Linked DNA regions of Homo sapiens: region 1 is linked to region 2. The links are chromatin loops, found by intact Hi-C in ENCODE. Cell type or tissue: CD14-positive monocyte. All regions are shown on one strand. Each heading gives the region's core, and the rest is flanking DNA. Links, peaks and the distances in the headings are about the cores only. Region 1 has its middle 18 kb from the start of APLN. Region 2 overlaps ZDHHC9 (zDHHC palmitoyltransferase 9).

What was found. Peaks named below come from ENCODE experiments on the same cell type or tissue, not always from the same donor. Only the 100,000 strongest peaks of a DNase experiment are listed, where the experiment ranks them.
Region 1: it touches region 2 in a loop (2.9-fold over the local background); 28 of 110 quality-filtered maps call a loop at or near these places.

The regions. Positions count from the first base shown.
Region 1 is chrX:129,632,220-129,641,134 of GRCh38, reverse strand. No RefSeq gene overlaps it. Among named protein-coding and RNA genes, the nearest start is that of APLN, 18 kb to the left of the region's middle. RefSeq lists a silencer at 3,364-3,533. In CD14-positive monocyte, for the core only: CTCF peaks have their summits at 3,238 and 3,438 (motif pointing left); a DNase peak (open chromatin) is centred at 3,444.
Region 2 is chrX:129,818,281-129,827,195 of GRCh38, reverse strand. ZDHHC9 (zDHHC palmitoyltransferase 9) reads left to right here. Exons shown (of 11, transcript NM_016032.4): 5 at 3,359-3,517. Among named protein-coding and RNA genes, the nearest start is that of ZDHHC9, 21 kb to the left of the region's middle. In CD14-positive monocyte, for the core only: a CTCF peak has its summit at 3,823 (motif pointing right); DNase peaks (open chromatin) are centred at 3,485 and 3,875; H3K4me3 peaks cover 617 bases; H3K27ac peaks cover 815 bases.

The DNA.
Region 1 (8,915 bases), core at 298-8,297, 190 kb after region 2:
TGAAGCACCTGCTTGTGACTAGGGATTTGTTGGGGTCCCAGCTAACAGTGGGGGGTGATTCAGGCTGCCCTCCAGAGGCAATTCAGGACCTGACCCAGGGACCTGTAGGGAGGAGCTCTGGGAGAAGAATTAGGCATATGGCAGGAAAATGGGAACCTAAGCCAGTGAGGAAGTCCACTGCTGGGTTACGTGGGTTGCACAAGCTTCCCATAACCCCAGGGCCTGCTGGAACCTCCATTCCATACTTCTCCCTTTGCACAAATTAAATGCTTTCTGATCTTCCCTGAATGTTAAAAAATTGGCACACTGCTGCAGAGCTAGCCTGGTGGTGTGAAACTTGGGGTTCTGAGCTCTGGATCCTAACCCCAGCTTGGTCAGTAACTGGCTGTGTGACTCCAGGCAGGTCTGTTCATCTATCAGGGGTCCTGGTTCTCCCTCATCTATTTTCATAGGATGACAATCTCTGCTTTCCCTACCTTAAACACACAGAATCATAGAAGGGCAGAGCTGACATGAGCCTGAGAGATCATTCAGTACCCTAAGCCCTGTTATTTTTACAAATGAAGAAAGTGGGACTCAGAAAGGATAAGTGAACGCTTAAGGAACATAGCTAGATAGTCCTAGCAAACTCATGTAGAGCGCTTCTCATGTGCCAAGCACTGTTTGAGGAACTTCACCTGTCCTGACTTAGTCAGTCCCCATCACAATCCCATTTTATAGCTGAGGAAACTGAGTCACTGAGAAGGTAAGCCATTAGTCTAAAGATCTTCTGTGGTATGTGCAAACGAACTGAGAGAAACAAGGTGGCATTGCTTTAAAGGAAGGCAAAGGCACTGCTGAAATGCCAAGCATTCCCTCCAGGGCTGCAGTCACCTCTCGTCTGTAGGGGAGGGGCTTCGCTTTGGCACCCTCAGTCCCAGGGCAACAGAACTGCTTGTGATTTGGGGGCTGTGAGAGGCCTGTTGGAAAGAGGGTGCCTCTTTTTCCATCTAGGCAGAGACATCTCTGGCTCCCTCCCCAGCAGGTGTAGGGATAGAGGCTGGTGACTTTGGCATACGTTATGGGGGGTTTCATCCCCCATGTCTCTAGGCTCCTGAGCTTTCTGGAAGCCTGGAGTTCCTCTCTCCTTTGGAAATTCCCAACTCCTCAGATGTGAGGGATATGGAAAGATAAGAGAGGATAAACAAAGCAGGGAGGAAAAAGGTCCCAGTGAGGAGTGCAGGGGGATGGAGGAGGGAATCTCACCACACAGCCCCTTCCACCTCCAGCACTGCAGAGACCTTCTGATCTGATTATCCTCTTTCATCCTTCCCTCTACTCTGGGCTACCCTCTAGCTCAGCTCCACAGCCTGCCCCACCCCCATTCCCACTCCCAAATTGCCTGTCAAGTTTTAGGTCCCATGCCTTGTGTAAGTTTCAAAAGGAGCTCCCCTTCTCTCAATCTATGCCCAAACTTTTAGAACCCAAGCCTATAAAGAGCTCTTTGGCCTACCCCTACCCCAAAACAATCAGCTAAAAAATGCCTACCCTTGGCCAGGCGTGGTGGCTCATGCCTGTAATCCCAGCAGTTTGGGAGGCCGAAGTGGGTGGATCATCTGAGGTCAGGAGTTCGAGACTATCCTGGCCAACATGGCAAAAACCCGTCTCTACAAAATACAAAAATTAGCTGCGTGTGGTGGTGGGCACCTGTAGTCCCAGCTACTCAGGAGGCTGAGGCGGGAGAATCCGTTGAACCTGGGAGGCGGAGGTTGCACCACTACACTCCAGCCTGGACGACAGAGCAAGACTCCATCTCAAACAAACAAGCAAAACAAACAACAGCAAAAGAAAAAAAAAAAACGCCTACTCTGTGCAGGACACCATGCAAGGGACAGTGGAGGAGGAACAGTGGAGAAAGACTTGGTCCTCACCTTTCCTCTGGGAGGCACCAGCGAAAGGTGTGTGGTGAGGGTGTGACATCCCTCATTAGCTGTTGTAGCCACAGCGCCCTCTGTACCACTCCCCCGCAACCCCAGGGATGTTCTCCTGGCCCTGAGCCTGCGCACCGGCCTCAGCAGGACCTGCGAGGGAGGGAGCTTCATACCCATCTTTTAGGAAGCAGAAGCAGGGAAAGCCTCAGCCTAAGTCACCCAAAACCCATTTCCAGTGCTCTTCTAGTTTCCCCAGACTTCCCTTCCCAGGTTCTCCACCTTCCTCCAATTCTCCGGGTCCTCCAACTGCCAGCCAAGGCTCCCCTCCCCCATGAATCCTCCCTGGATGCTCTCCTAGCCCCGATGGTCACCTGCAGGTGAGGCCAGAATTGGAACCCAGACTTCTGCCCGCCACCTTCAAAAGCCTTTGTGCTCGCCAACTGTACACCTCCTCACCAGACTAGGCATGGCCATAGCCACAATGGAGGTGACGATGCTGACAGTGATAATGAGGGAATGTAATGATCATACCTTCCAGCATGGGATGCGGAGACTTAAACATCCTGACTCCTCCAAGTTCCAAGCCTGGGTCAGTCACTTCACCTTTCTAGGCCTCAGCTTTACCTTTTCTAAAATGGAAGTAAGAATCCCTGGCTCCCTCTCGGGCTTCTAGTGACTGAAGTTTCTGAAGTTAAAATGTTTGGTACAGTAGAGAGTGCTGTGTGTGTAACGGGGAAAAAACCCCATCGTTCTCAGCGGGTACCATGAAGACCACCCTGTTTGCATGTGAAAGTGCTTTTTGATCTGTAAAAGAGCTATGGGAATTCATTTCTCAGCATTCGCTGAATGTTTATTGAGGGCCTACTTTGTACCACATTCCTTAATACCTGGAGAGGGAAACAGATGTTATTCAAAAATCACAACCGAATGTCTAACCAGGAACTGTGGCAAGGGCCCTGGAGGCGAAAAACAGGCCTCTAGGAAGTTTATCACTGAGTGCACGATCTGGGGTCAGAGAAAGCTTCCTGGAGGTGAAGTGGGAGCTGACACCTCAGGAGTGAGTAGGGGTTAAGCTGGAGAAAGGAGGTCTCAGCAGAGGGAGCACAGGGCTTGTGTCCAAAGCACCAAGGTGGGAGGAAGCAGATGTGATTTATTGTTAAACCCATTTCACAGACAACGAAGCAGGCCCTGAGAGAGGCTGTGACTTGCAGAATGAGAGATTCCACTGAACTCCTGTGTGCTGGCTGATTCCCTCTGTGGCTCTAGGCTGGGCAAGCAGGATGTACTATGGTCACTAAGACATCCTCTTCTGATAACTTGCCCCAGACTCTATCAATTCACCAGCTGAATATGAGGGGCTGAGAATTCCTCACCCACAGGAGTGGCTGGCTACATGCATCTGGGTCAGCTTGATGGCCGGACACTCTGGAAACTTCTTATATGTTTCCCTTTCTTTGCAGTCGGCCTCTCTTTCTTCTCCAAGCCTGCTTATTCTTTGGGGGAAACCCAGTGTGTCATGAGAGGCTGCCCCCTGCTGGCTGAGTCCTGGAACTGCAGGGACTTCTTCAGGCTTGCGTCAAGTCTAGGCACAGGCCATTTTAAGAAAGTTCCCGAGGTCATCTCCTCTTTCCTGTTCTGCAGGAGGTGTGAGAACGAGCAAACGCCAAAGTGTGTGTAGAGGAGTGGCTGACTGGCGTTCATCAAAGACGACTTTTTTAATGGGGGCAGCTCTAAAATTGCTTCTGCTCCAAGATTCTGAGTCTGAACAATTTTGTGGGTGTGCCCCACTGACTTGAGAGGATGCCTCTACAGGTCATGGGCATACGTGGGCTCCATGCATGTGCTTGTGTGAACACCGAATGGGTATGCATATTTGCTCCACGCTGTGTAGCATATTATAGTCCGTATGCATGTTCACTGAGAGAGGGAGAGAAGTTGCCACCCAGAGGCACCAGGGGTGAAGTCTGTGAGGGCAGAGGGCAGCATCTGGGTCTCCAAGGCCAGGCCAGGCCCCATTTGCATCCTTACAGGACTGTCCTAGGCTGTCTGGCCCTCGAGCTGTCCCAAGGAGCTCTTCCCTCAGTGAACCCCATGTTCCCACCAGTTTTCCCCCTACCAGATACACCAACCCTGCCCACCCCCCCACCACCAGCTGCTGTGGGAAATCTCATACCTTCTGGTGGCCATAGGCAGATCTGATTCCTGCGTGTGCTCATGGGACCTCTCAGGGAGCAAACCCTCCCTTCACCCGGCCCCTGCCAAGGCCCACATCCAGGGCTGCTGTTTTCCTCTATCTGGGCTGGTGCATCCCTATAGCGTGTTTCTGGCCAGCAAACATTCTAATCAGTTGGTGTCCAGACCTTGCTGGCTATTAAAGATTTTTCACTATTGCCCCTGTCCAATTCCCATACTCCCAGGTAACGTGTGCATTTTAACCTGGAGCTTCATGAGGCCATGAGTTAGGGCGTTACTCTTGTTCTCAGGCAAAGTTTTTTTTTTTTTTAAACAATCCTTTCTCATTGCTCCTCCAAATGGCATGAAAACACTAGCCCACCTTGCTAGTCTCGGCAAGCAAAATCCCTTGGTGAGGCCATGAGCCATCCGTTAAATACTTGAGCTATTAAGTTGAAAGCAGAAGTGTCAGATCACAGTTGAATGACCCCCTTGGACTTTGCCCAAAGGGAAAGCTTTCTGAGTGAGCTCAGAGGGATGGGAGCTCTGGAGGCTCCAAGTTCAGCTCCAAGTGAGTGCTCACACGCAGGCCGAGCCTTGTCCTTTGCCCATGGGTGGAGCACACCAGCCACTCCCGCCGCATTTCTAGGAAATACCCCCTTCTGCTCCCTGGCTTTGGCCTCAACTCCTCCTTGCAGAAGTGCAGACAGTGGAAAGCTGATTTTCATAGGTTATTGTCATGCTGGGCTCCTCCTCCGCCCAGCCCATGACTTGCTCCTTCCCAACTGCTGTCCTCCCCTTATGGCGGCCCTGGGGACTGTGAGGTGGTGTGACAGAGAGAAAGCTTCCATCCCAGTTGTGCCACTTGGTAGGTGAGCCACTCTCCCGCTCTTAGCTTTACTTCCCATTATCTATCACAGGGGATGGTAACTGTGCCCTTTGCTGTTGTCTTTAGGCCCAATTGAGACATGGATCCAAAAGTACTTGGAAAGGAAAACTATTGCTGGAAGCACGCAAGTGGTGATGAGCTCAAAGCTCAGAGGTGCTACCCTCAGCCAGCTCTCTGGTCAGCACAGAATCTTACCCTTGCCAGAGTCCCTTTCTGATTTTCCGTGTGCAGGAAGATTAGTGACCCATAGTCATATAGAATCCCAAGCTTGTCAGGGACTTTAGTTGGGCCATCAAGGGATAATACAAGCTACCATTTCTTGAGCAATTATATGTTAGGTACTGTTCTAAGTGCTTTATATATTATACGCATTTCATCCCCACAACAAGCCCATGAGGAAGAAACTCTTATCATTCCCATTTACAAATGAGGAAATCAAGGCTCAGTATGATTAAGTGAATTGCCCAAAGTCACACAGCTGGTAAACTGAGCCAAGATTTGAAGACTGGCTATCTGGCTCCAGAATCTGAGCTCTGAATCATTGTGCTCTGCGGGCTCTACATGGCCCTCACTGAGCAGGATTTTTTGCCTCTGCTTGTACATCTCCAGTGATGGGGAGCTCATTGCTTCCCAACGTAGCCTGTTCTAACTTCACTTAGCTGTGGCTGCTGGAAACTTCTAGCATGTCTGGCCAAGCCTTTGGTGATCCAGACCACACAAAGATCTGTTTCCTGAAGGCTTAAGCAGGGGATAGGTGAAAAACAGGAGGCTACAGAAAGCAAGTATTCTCCCTGTACCCCTCGACACACAGAGACCCCCCGATTCCATTCCTTTGGGCATGTCAACTCCTTTTCCTCCAGTGGAGGTTGACACAGGAAGTAAGATGGTCCCCTCCACCTCAATATACTTTTCAATTGAAGAGAGTTGGTGAGCCCACCTGTTTGCTCCAGTTAGAGCCTCGGACATACGCAGTGCCCACTGTATTAATGAGCGTGCACTAAATACTGAATGAACGAATGAATGAATGAATGGGCATGTGAATGAAGAACAGGCTCACAGCCTCCTTTCCTGCCAGCCTCAGTCTCCTGGAAGAGTTAGTTTTGCACTGTGCTTTGAGATCCTGACAAGCAGCATTTCCATGGTAACGAGGCATAGACCTGCCAGTCTGCAGGGCCAAATTCTTTCCTGTCACATGGACTGTTAGCTCGCTCCGGAAAAGATCCTAAACTACTGTCAGTGTATGCAGAGCAGGTCACTGTCAGCTGGGAGACCCTCAGAGTAGGCACTGCTGGGCAGATCTCCCAGTGCCTATCTCCTCTGGGAACTTCCCGGACTGATCGACCTTACTGGAGTTTCCATGGTAACAACACTAGGCTAATGGGTTGCCAGGGTGATGGTGTGCTACTGCTAAGATTGCATGGACTGGACCACACAGGGCCACTGAGTTGAAAAGATGCTAATAACACCTTTTGAGTTTCCATGACAACAACACTCGAGCACCGGGTAGGCTTTGTCCCAAATGCAGATTAGGCCCCCGCCCTCCACACTCTGGGAGAACGCCCTGGGAGGTTGGGCCACTGGGAACTGTCGTACCCTCCTAAAGGAAAGAGGTGGCCAGGGCCTGTTCCTCCTCCTCAGCCTCTTCCCTGCCCAGGGCCCCTTGCCATACTGTTCCTCAGGGCATCTGGTGGAAGTAGCCTGGTTTTGGGCAGTTGGAACTGTCAGAGAGGAGTTCTGGGACAGAAAGACAGCTCAGGATGGGTGGTGTGGGAGAAAATGGAGCTTTGGGGTACCTTTGGGATCCAGTGCCTCTCTTGGTGTATCTGCTCCCAGGCCAGGGAACTCATGCACTCTGGGATTGAGGAAGTGGCCAAGGAGCTCTCTTTCCCTATCAAAGCCAAAAGCATGCGGTCAGAGTTTTCAAACTTTTTTTTTTTTTTTTTTTGAGATGGAGTCTCGCTCTCTTGCCCAGGCTGGAGTGCAATGGCACGACCTCGGCTCACTGCAACCTCCGCCTCCCAGGTTCAGGTGATTCTCCTGCCTCAGCCTCCTGAGTAGTAGCTGGGATTACAAGTGCCTGCCACCACGCCCAGTTATTTTTATTTTTATTTTTATTTTTGTATTTTTAGTAGAGACGGAGTTTTGCCATGTTGGCCAGGCCCGTCTCAAACTCCTGACCTCAGGTGATCCACCTGACTCGGCCTCCCAAAGTGTTGGGATTACAGGCGTGAGCCACTGTGCCTGGCCTCAAACTGTTTTTTTAAAGCCTTGGCACATATAAATTCCATCAAAGCAGGCTCAGGGGCCCAGAGCCCCACCCATTCAGTCTCATCCCTCTCCCTACCACAGAGTTCCCTGAGGCACCCAAGCTTCTGTGGAACACAATTTGAAAAACCTCTGGTCTAGGCCACTCCATCTCATAGTCCAGACAGAGAGGCTGAGAACCAGAAAGGGCAAGTGACTTGCCCAAGGCCCCATCGCCAGCCATTAGGACAGTCAGAGCTAAAACAAGAGTCTCACGTTTGTAGGGTTACTCCCAATCCACCAGGACGTTATTGACCTCTAACTTGGGTTCTCTGACTTCCAGAAGACCACTGGAGCTTCTGCCCTTCCACTTATTCATGGATCTGGGGATCTGGGGAGGAGAGAAGTTTCCGTTGTGGGGGCAGGCACAAATGTTTAGAACGAACCTTCCAGATGTGACATTTTTAAGCACCTACTAAGTGCTAGCCATTATGGTAGGATATGCTTTCTATGCTGGTTGGTTGTCATCTTTTTCTTTTTTCTTTTCTTTTTTTTTTTTTTTTTGAGACAGGGTTTCACTCTGTTGCCCAGGCTGGGGTACAATGGCGCGATCTCACTGCAACCTCCACCTCCTGGATTCAAGAGATTCTCTTGTGTGCCATCACGCCTGGCTAATTTTTTTATTTTTAGTAGAGACGGGGTTTCACCATGTTGCCCAGGCTGGTCTCGAACTCCTGACCTCAGGTGATCTGCCCGCCTCAGCCTCCCAATGTGCTGGGATTGTAGGCATGAGCCACAGTGCCTGGCCCTGGTTGTCATCTTATCTCTTCTTTATAAAAAGTTATTGAGACAGGCATGGGTATCTTCAACAGATGAGAAAACAAAAGCTCAAGGGGAGTAAACTGAAGCTTGGGTGTATTAAACATTGAACATCTCTTTAGCAGGGACGTCTCCTTACTAGCTCCAGGAGGGACCACTGGGATGAACGCTGACCCATGGCCTATCTCTGGTGACATTGGGCTGAGGCAGGTGAATGCATTCAAAGCATTAGAGACGCCTTACTGCCTGCTGCAGCCCCATCCCCTCACTAAGTCTGCCCTGTCAGGGATGACTGTAGGGTAACTCCAGTCTCCAAGGCCAGGCATGTGTTATTTATTCACAACATGACACAGCTGCTGGCCACAACAGACAGAACATCTTGTGGGTTGGGTTGGGGGTGGGTGGGGCGGTGGTTCCTAGTTGCCATGGAAACTTGAGAAGGTGTCAGGAACACCACATCATGTAAACATTCCATAATTATTCATTTGGACTGGGGCGGCAGCAGACAGTCACTTCGCCAATTACTAAACGCTTGGCCTTGCTGGGCCACGTCCAAGGCTGGTGGGCCTGGTGGGTGTGGTTCCTCCTTTGGCTGTCCAGGAACCGCCCAAGCGTGTGGGCTGCTGCCAGTGGCTTTCCTGGGACTTCACTGGGGCTCACTGAGCACTGAGCTTTCTCCAGTCGCACCCCTCCACCAGGGCATCCTTCCCCTGTCTTAGTCTGTTTGTGCTGCTATAACAACATACCTGAGACTAAGTCACTTATAACTGGAAATCTCTTTCTCACAGTTCTGCAGGCCGGGAAGTCCAAGATCAAGCTGCTGGCAGGTTCAGTTGTCTGTTGAGGGCAGCTCTCTGCATCCAAGATGGCACCTTGTTGCT
Region 2 (8,915 bases), core at 232-8,231:
ATTTTTCACAGTTTCACTCTGTCCCCCACGCTGGAGTGCAGTGGCGTGATCTCAGCTCACTGCAACCCCCACCTCCCAGGTTCAAGTGATTCTCGTGCCTCAGCCTCCAGAGTAGCTGGGATTATGGGCACCCGCCACCACTCCCAGCTAATTTTTGTATTTTTAGTAGAGACGGTGTTTCACCATATTGGCCAGGCTAGTCTTGAACTCCCGACCTCAAGTTATCCTCTCACCTTGGCCTTCCAAAGTTCTGGGATTACAGGCGTAAGCCACTGCGCCCGGCCCATGTATTTCTTTTGTTTATTTTAGCTGTGTTTTCCCTTAGGCTTCTTAATGGATTTCATTTTGAAAAATTCCAGCCTGTTTTAGTTGAGCTAAGGAGAAATGGGTTTGTGCACATGTGAGCTATAACTATTTGGGGGTGGGGTGAGGGTGGGGATAGTGGGAAGAGAGCAGAGGCGACGTGTGCTGGCACAGCTGGAGTTCTGGGGAGACCCGATAGAACTAGGAGTAGTTAGGAGCAAGATGGTGAGGAAGAGTTGTGAGTGCTGTTTTTTCTCCATCTGGATTATTCTTTTCCAGTTCCCTTCCCATTCACATATGGAGAAACTGAGGGTCAAGGCAGTACCTTGACTTGTCTCCTGCCTCTCACAGCAGGTTGTTAACAAAGTTAGCTCTTTTCTGCCTGATCACTGGGCCTGGGGCTCAGACTCAAGCAGTCACATTGTGGCCTCTGCATTTAGCATGTTTCTCTCACTAGAAGAGTACATTTTTCAGTTCATATGTATGTTTATGTTAGCAAGTTTTTGTCATCTTATATTCAGTCCTGTACTGGGTATGCTGTGGGTGGGGGATGGGGAGAGAGGAAGTCATGTGATGCCCTTGCCTGATACGGCCTCCTGAGAAAGGTGAACCATGAACCCTGTCTCCCAGGTGCCCTCATGGAAAGCATATGCATAGAATATTAAGGTGGCATGCTGGTACTTATCCTCTAATGAATAGCTGTCCTCATCCTTTTAAGACTTGTGACACATTGTTATTGTTTGATTTCACAGCATCTACCCCACTCCACAAAAAAAGGAAAAATGTTCCATATGGCAGATATTTTTAAAATCAAAGTGAATTGAAAAATATTCTGTTTTTAGAATTATACTGCATGGTGAGAGTGCAATGAGACAGGCACTCTCATATGCTGCGGATGGGCAGGCATGCAAATTCATACGGTCTGTCTGGGAAGCAGTTTGGCAACAAGTAATATGGACTTTAAAGGGTCATACCCTTTGACCCAGTAGTTCTACTTCTCTGAGGGTTTAGCTAAAGGAGATAAACAGATTTTTACAAATTACTGTAGAAGGATTTTTGGTGCATCATTTTTTCTTTTCTTTTAAATATGAGTAGCTATTTTAATGCCGGCAACTTCATGTATTACTGCTTATACTTCACCATTCTTTTCTTTATTCTTTCTGTTTTAGAAATTAATTTTAACACATGAGTATGTTCTTGGAAGGGAGGAGGGGACTAGGATTGAGGTGGTGATCGAAGGAGATTTAAGCTTTTCTCTGTAATGTTTTAAATTTTTACATGAAACATCACCTAAATAGTAAAAAATCCCAACAATATGGAATATTTAAATAAATCATAGTACACGTATATGATGGAATATTGCCAGTAGTTATGTTTTAGAAAAAAAATTAACAATGAGAAAATGTTCACAGCATATAATATTAAGTAAATACTTCATGGTACAAATCTGCATTTATAATATGATCTCAATTTTTTAAAAATTATGAATGTTTACCTGTTAATAGAAGATTAGAAGGAAATACGCCAAAAAATATAAATATCTCTGAGCTGAGAGACTGACTGTCAGTGATTTTTATGTTTTCTTATTTATACTTTGTTTTTTTCCAAAAAAAATTTTTTTTTTGAGTTGGAGTCTTGCTCGCTCTGTCACCCAGGCTGCCTCCCAGGTTCAAGCGATTCTCCTGCCTCAGCCTCCAGAGTAGCTGGGATTACAGATGCGTGCCACCATGCTTGGCTAATTTTTGTATTTTTAGTAGACACGGGGTTTTGCCATGTTGGCCAGACTGGTCTCAAACTCCTGATCTCAGGTGCCCCGCCTGCCTCAGCCTCCCAAAGTGCTGGGATTACAGGCGTGAGCCACCATGCCTGGCCCTATTCTGTTTTTTTCCAAAATTTTTACAATAAGCAAGCATTACTTTTATTTCAGTAACTGTTTCTGTGTTACCAGTCTTTTCTTTTCACATGCATATATTTTGTTTGCAAGATAGTATTGTTTTATGCGTATTGCTTTTTAACATACATTTTCATTTTGCCATATATTGTATTTTCCTGTTTTCACCATTCTTTCGTCTATGTCATTTTTAACGGCTGCATAATATTCCATTCTATGCACATAACATAATTTACTTAACCACCCTTCTATTGTGACATTGAAGTTATTTTTAGTTTTTCACTATTAAAAGGAACTCTGTGACAAATATCCTTATATAAACATCTTTCGTATATCTCATTATAATTTTGATAAGTTTCTAGAAGTAGACTTGATCAGTAAATGAATATACACGTTTAAAACTTTGGTAGCTGGCTGGGCACGGTGGCTCACACCTGTAATCCCAGCACTTTGGGAGGCTGAGGCGGGCGGATCACTTGAGGTCTGGAGTCTGAGACCAGCCTGACAAACATGATAAAACCCCATCTCTATTAAAAATACAAAAATCAGCCAGGCATGGTGGTGGGCCCCTGTAATCCCAGCTACTCAGGAGGCTGAGACAGGAGAATCACTTGAACCCAGGAGGCAGAAATTGCAGTGAGCCAAGACTGAGATCCCACCACTGCACTCCAGCCTGGGCGACAGAGCGAGACTTCATCTTAAAAGAAAAAAAAAGTTTAGTAGCAGCTGCCATATTGCTCACTGATAAGATCTAAGAATGACCTTTCCCCACCCTTGCTAACATGGGGTATTTTTATTGTTTGTAATGTTTTTTAATATGATAGGTAAAAATGGTATCTTTGTGCTTTAATTTTTATTTCTCTGATTATTAGTGAAATTGGATGTTTTCATTTAATGTATTTTTAGCTATTTTTTTAAATGAATGTTTTTCTTTGTAATCAGAAAAAAAAGCCTCGAAGAAACACTTTTTCTTATGTATACAACAGAACTGCATGCACTTAGTGGAGTTTTATGGGCATATTCTGTGATGTTGAGTGTCTAGTCTATAAAAGACAGGGGGCTTGGGGAACCTTTGAATGCCCCCATTGGTTTTGGAGAGGTGGTGAGACTTTTGGGCTCAAGTGATGGCTAGCTGTGATATTAACTGTCTTTATTGATTTACAGAAGCTACCAATGGTGCGGTGCCCCAGGGCCAGCGACCACCGCCTCGTATCAAGAATTTCCAGATAAACAACCAGATTGTGAAACTGAAATACTGTTACACATGCAAGATCTTCCGGCCTCCCCGGGCCTCCCATTGCAGCATCTGTGACAACTGTGTGGGTGAGTAAAACTACAGGGACATTGCCTAGGGAAAAGGCTGAGTTGAACTAGAAAGTCAGGGTGGTCACCAATTTTGGGAGGAGGGAAGATAGATTTAGATGAGAAATGAACTAGATTTAGATAGGGAAATTTAGATAGGCAACAAGCTCCTGAAAAACTGCAAATCAGCTGTACTTGTGTAGATCAAATCAAAATTTAAATATCCTCTAGCCTAAACTTTACAAAAACCTCTTTAGTAAATGAGAAAAATAAACTTTACCTATTTTTGAAATTTAGATTTTCCTGTACTGGATTTTCATGTGGGACCCACCTTACATAGTGGGAGGAGACACCTAGTCCACTGGAGGGCAGCATTGAGGAAGGAAGGTCTGTCTAAGACGCAACCCAAGAAGAGGAAAGTTGCTAGCATTTATTGAGTTTCTACTACATATTGGGCACTGTGCTAAGTGATTTACCTTTCTCTCATTTAAGACTTGTAACAGCCCCATGAGATTGGTATTATCCCCATTTTACGGATGAGGAAATAGGTGAAGCACCAGTATGTAAGTTCACATAATTAGTATGAGATTAAGCTAGAGCAGGTCTGATTCCAAACTGCTTATTTCTTCTCTTTGCTGCTGCTGCAAGAGGGTCAGGTATATGTGTGTCTAATACAGTGGTCTGTACTTCCATCCACATATATGTGGCTTTGTTGTAATCACTGCCTACTGTGTGCTAAACCCTGGCCAAGATGAGAAATGGGCCATAAAGATTCCTGTTGATAGGCCTATATGTGAAATTGCTTATATCATCACTAGGCATACTTCTAATGTTCTTTTTAAAATTACTTTTTCTTGAGTTCCCATGATTGGATAATGTTTTTTCTGTATACCATGTGGCATCCTGAGGGCATTGCTTTCCTCTTACTAGCCATTTCTTTAGGCAAAGGTTGGGAGATATATATTGCTTTATATGGTAAAAGCTATATGGTGCTCTCTTCGGCAGCGTGTATACTAAAAAGCTACTATATGTATATAAGATTTTTATAAATCAAAACCCATTTTATTATTATTATTATTTTTTATTTTACTTTAAGTTCTGGGATACGTGTGCAGAATGTGCAGGTTTGTTACATAGGTATACATGTGCCATGGTGGTTTGCTGCACCTATCAACCTGTCATCTACGTTTTAAGCCCTGCATGCATTAGGTATTTGTCCTAATGCCCTCCCTCCTCACCCCACCCCCCGACAGACCCCAGTATGTGTTGTTCCCCTCCCTGTGTCCATGTGTTCTCATTGTTCAACTCCCACTTATGAGTGAGAACATGCGGTGTTTGGTTTTCTGTTCCTGTGTTAGTTTGCTGAGAATGATGGCTTCCAGCTTCATCCATGTCCCTACAAAGGACATGAACTCATCCTTTTTTATGGGTGCATAGTATTCCATGGTGTATATGTGCCACATTTTCTTTATCCGGTCTATCATTGGTGAGCATTTGGGTTGGTTCCAAGTCTTTGGTATTGTAAATAGTGCTGCAATAAACATATGTGTGCATGTGTCTTTATGGTAGAATGATTTATAATGCTTTGGGTATATACCCAGTAATGGGATTGCTGGGTCAAATGGTATTTCTGGTACTGGATCCTTGAGGAATCGCCACACTGTCTTCCACAATGGTTGAACTAATTTACACTCCCACCAACAGTGTAAAAGTGTTCCTATTTCTCCACAGCCTCATCAGCATCTATTGTCAAAGCCCATTTTATTTATTTATTTTTTGAGATGGAGTCTCACTGTGTCACCCAGGCTGGAGTGCAGTGGCATGATCTCGGCTCACTGCAACCTCCACCTCCTGGGTTCAAGCGATTCTCCTGCCTCAGCCTCCTGAGTAGCTGGTATTACAGGTGCACACCACCACGCCCGGCTAATTTTTGTATTTTTAGTAGAGATGGAGTTTCACCATGTTGGTCAGGCTGGTCTGGAACTCCTGACCTTGTGATCCACCCACCTAGGCCTCCCAAAGTGCTGAGATTACAGGCATGAGCCACCACACCCGGCTGTCGAAACCCATTTTAAGTGAAGCAGGAAACTTGATATTTAAAGAAGGTCTGGCCAGGCGCGGTGGCTCACACCTGTAATCCCAGCACTTTGGGAGGCCAAAGCGGGAGGATCACGAGGTCAGGAGATCAAGACCATTCTGGCTAACATGGTGAAACCCCATCTCTACTAAAAATACAAAAAATTAGGGGACGTGGTGGTGGGCGCCTGTAGTCCCAGCTACTCGGGAGGCTAAGGCAGGAGAATGGCGTGAACCCGGGAGGCGGAGGTTGTAGTGAGCCAAGATCGCGCCACTGCACTCCAGCCTGGGTGACAGAGCAAGACTCCATCTCAAAAAAAAAAAAAAGAAGAAGGTCTATACCCAGTAATGGGATTGCTGGGTCAAATGGTATTTCTGGTTCTAGATCTTTGAGGAATTGCCACATCTTCCACAATGGTTGAACTAATTTACATTCCCAACAACAATAGCGTTCCTATTTCCCCGCAACCTTGCCAGCATCTGTTGTTTTTTGACTTTTTAATAATCGCCATTCTGACTGGCATGAGATGGTATCTCAGTGTGGTTTTTGATTTGCATTTCTCTAATGATCAGTGATGTTGAGCATTTTTTCATATATTTGTTGGCTGCATGAATGTCTTCTTTCGAGAACAATGAGAACACATGGACACAGGGAGGGGAACAACACACACCGGGGCCTGTTGAGGGGTGGGGAAGGGAGGGAGAGCATTAGGAAAAATAGCTAATGCATGCTGGGCTTAATACCTAGGTGATGGCTTTATAGGTGCAGCAAACCACCATGGCACACATTTACCTATGTAACAAACCTGCACATCCTGCACATGTACCCCAGAACTTAAGTAAAATAAAAAGGTCTGATGTGAGGTAGTATTTCCTTTCCTTATTAATACTCTTAACTATAAGGAACTCATACAAATCAATTTTTTTAAAAAGCACTGATATTCCAGGAGAAATATAAACAGTTCATAACAATATAATTGGCTAGTTATCATGACTAATAGTCAAATAAATGATTTCAGGATGCTTTTGTTTTGAGATAGGATCTCACTCTTTTTCCCAGGCTGGAGGGCAGTGGCACGATCACAGCTCACTGCAGACTCAACCTCCTGGGTTCAGGTGATCCTCCCACCTCAGCCTCCCAAGTTGCTGAGACTACAGGCATGCACTACCATGCCTGGCTATTTTTTTTTTTTTTTTTGTATTTTTTGTAGAGATGGGTTTTCCCCATGTTGCCCAGGCTGGTCTCAAACTCCTGGGCTCAAGCAGCCCACCTGCTGCAGCTTCCCAAAGTGTTGTGATTACAGGTGTGAGCCAATACCCCCAGCCCAATATGCTTTTTTAAATCTAGAAAATTAGCAAGGAAAACCTGATGTTTATTCTTCCACTAGTAAGAGTGTAAATTGGAACAAACTTTTTGGAAGGCAATCTAATAAGATTAATCGAAAGCCTTAAAACATCTATACCTTTTGGTGCCAGTGGTTCACTTTCTAGGGAGTCTGTCCCATGAAATCAGAGATGTGGGAAAATATTTCGGGGTGGAAATGTTTAACTCAGGATTATTATGACAATTAAAAGTTGAAAAGAACCTAATTGTCTACCAATAGATGAGTAGCCAAATAAATTATAGAGCCGGGTGTGGTGGCTCACTCCTGTAATCCCAGCACTTTGGGAGGCCGAGGTGGGCAGATCACTTGAGGCCAGAAGTTTGAGACCGGCCTGAGCAACATGGTGAAACCTCGTCTCTACTAAAACATACAAAAATTAGCTGGACGTGGTGACATGTGCCTGTAATCCCAGCTGAGACCCTGGCTGAGGCATGAGAATAAAAAACCCATGAGGTGGAGGCTGCATTGAACCGAGATTGTGCCACTGCACTCCAGCCTGGGCGACAGAGTAAGACTCTGTCTCTAAATAAATAAATAAATAAATAATAGGACATTCGTACATTAGACTGATGGAAAGAGTTCATACCAGAAAGCTAAATGACAAAATGGGAGATAGGCTACATTTACAGTGTGAAGTCAGTTACCTATTTTTAAAAAATCTAATGATGTATAAAGAAATATGCAAGGAAATACAGGAAATATGCCACAATTTTTATAGTTTATTATCTATAGGTTGTGGGATTATGAGTGATTTTGTTTCCTTCATTTTTTCATATGCCATCCTCCACTACTGTGATTTCTTCATTTTTCCTTTTATTTTTTTCAAGTTTTCTACAATGAGCATGTATTACTTGTATTATCAGAAAAAATGTGATTTAAAATACTGTAAAAAATATATATCTGTATAACCATTCTTCTCTATACCTTTCTTCCCTTTCCTGAAAAGATGTAGCTTCCTCAGCAGGAGATAGACCATTTTTACAGCCTTATTTTTTCACCAGTACACAGCTCACTTTTCTTTCAAATTGATATATTTTATTCTTTTTTTTTTTTTTTTTTTTTTTTTGAGACGGAGGCTGTCTCTCTCTCCCAGTCTGGAGTGCAGTGGCGCGATCTCAGCTCACTGCAAGCTCCGCCTCCTGGGTTCACGCCATTCTTCTGCCTCAGCCTCCCGAGTAGCTGGGACTACAGGCTCCCGCCACCACGCCTGGCTAATTTTTTTGTATTTTTAGTAGAGACGGGATTTCACCGTGTTAGCCAGGATGGTCTCTATCTCCTGACCTTGTGATCCACCTGCCTCGGCCTCCCAAAGTGCTGGGATTACTGGTGTGAGCCACCACGCCTGGCCCAAATTGATGTATTTTATTCTTTTGTAGTCTTTTATTCATCAAAATAACACATGTTCATTGTGGAAAATATGGGAAGTGCAGAAAGTATAAATAAAACTTAATCCTAAATTCACTCTCCATTTTGCTATATTTCCTACTAGTGTTTCTGCAAAATTGGACTGTAACATGATAGTTTTTAATCCTGCTTTTGTCATTTAACATTCTATCCTGAGCGTTTTTCTACATCTTTAATAAATGTTTCTTTAATATATTATTTTAATGACTGCATAATCCATCATATGGTTCTATTCAAGTTTATTCAGGCAGTCTTCTGTCATTAGACATTATTCATTCTTCTATTTTATTCATTGTTGTAACACTGCAATCATAATTATTAAACTTAAGGATGTGGAACAATTGGAACCTTCATACATTTCTGGTGAGAATGTAAAATCATGCAGCTGCTGTGGAAAAGTTTGGTGGTTCCTCAAAAAGTTAAACATAGAATTACCACATGACCCAGCAATTCCACTCCTGGGTGTATACCTATATTAGTCTGCTTGGGTTACCATAACAAAATACCTCAGACTGGCTGGCTCAAACAATGGGAATTTTTCTCTCACAATTCTG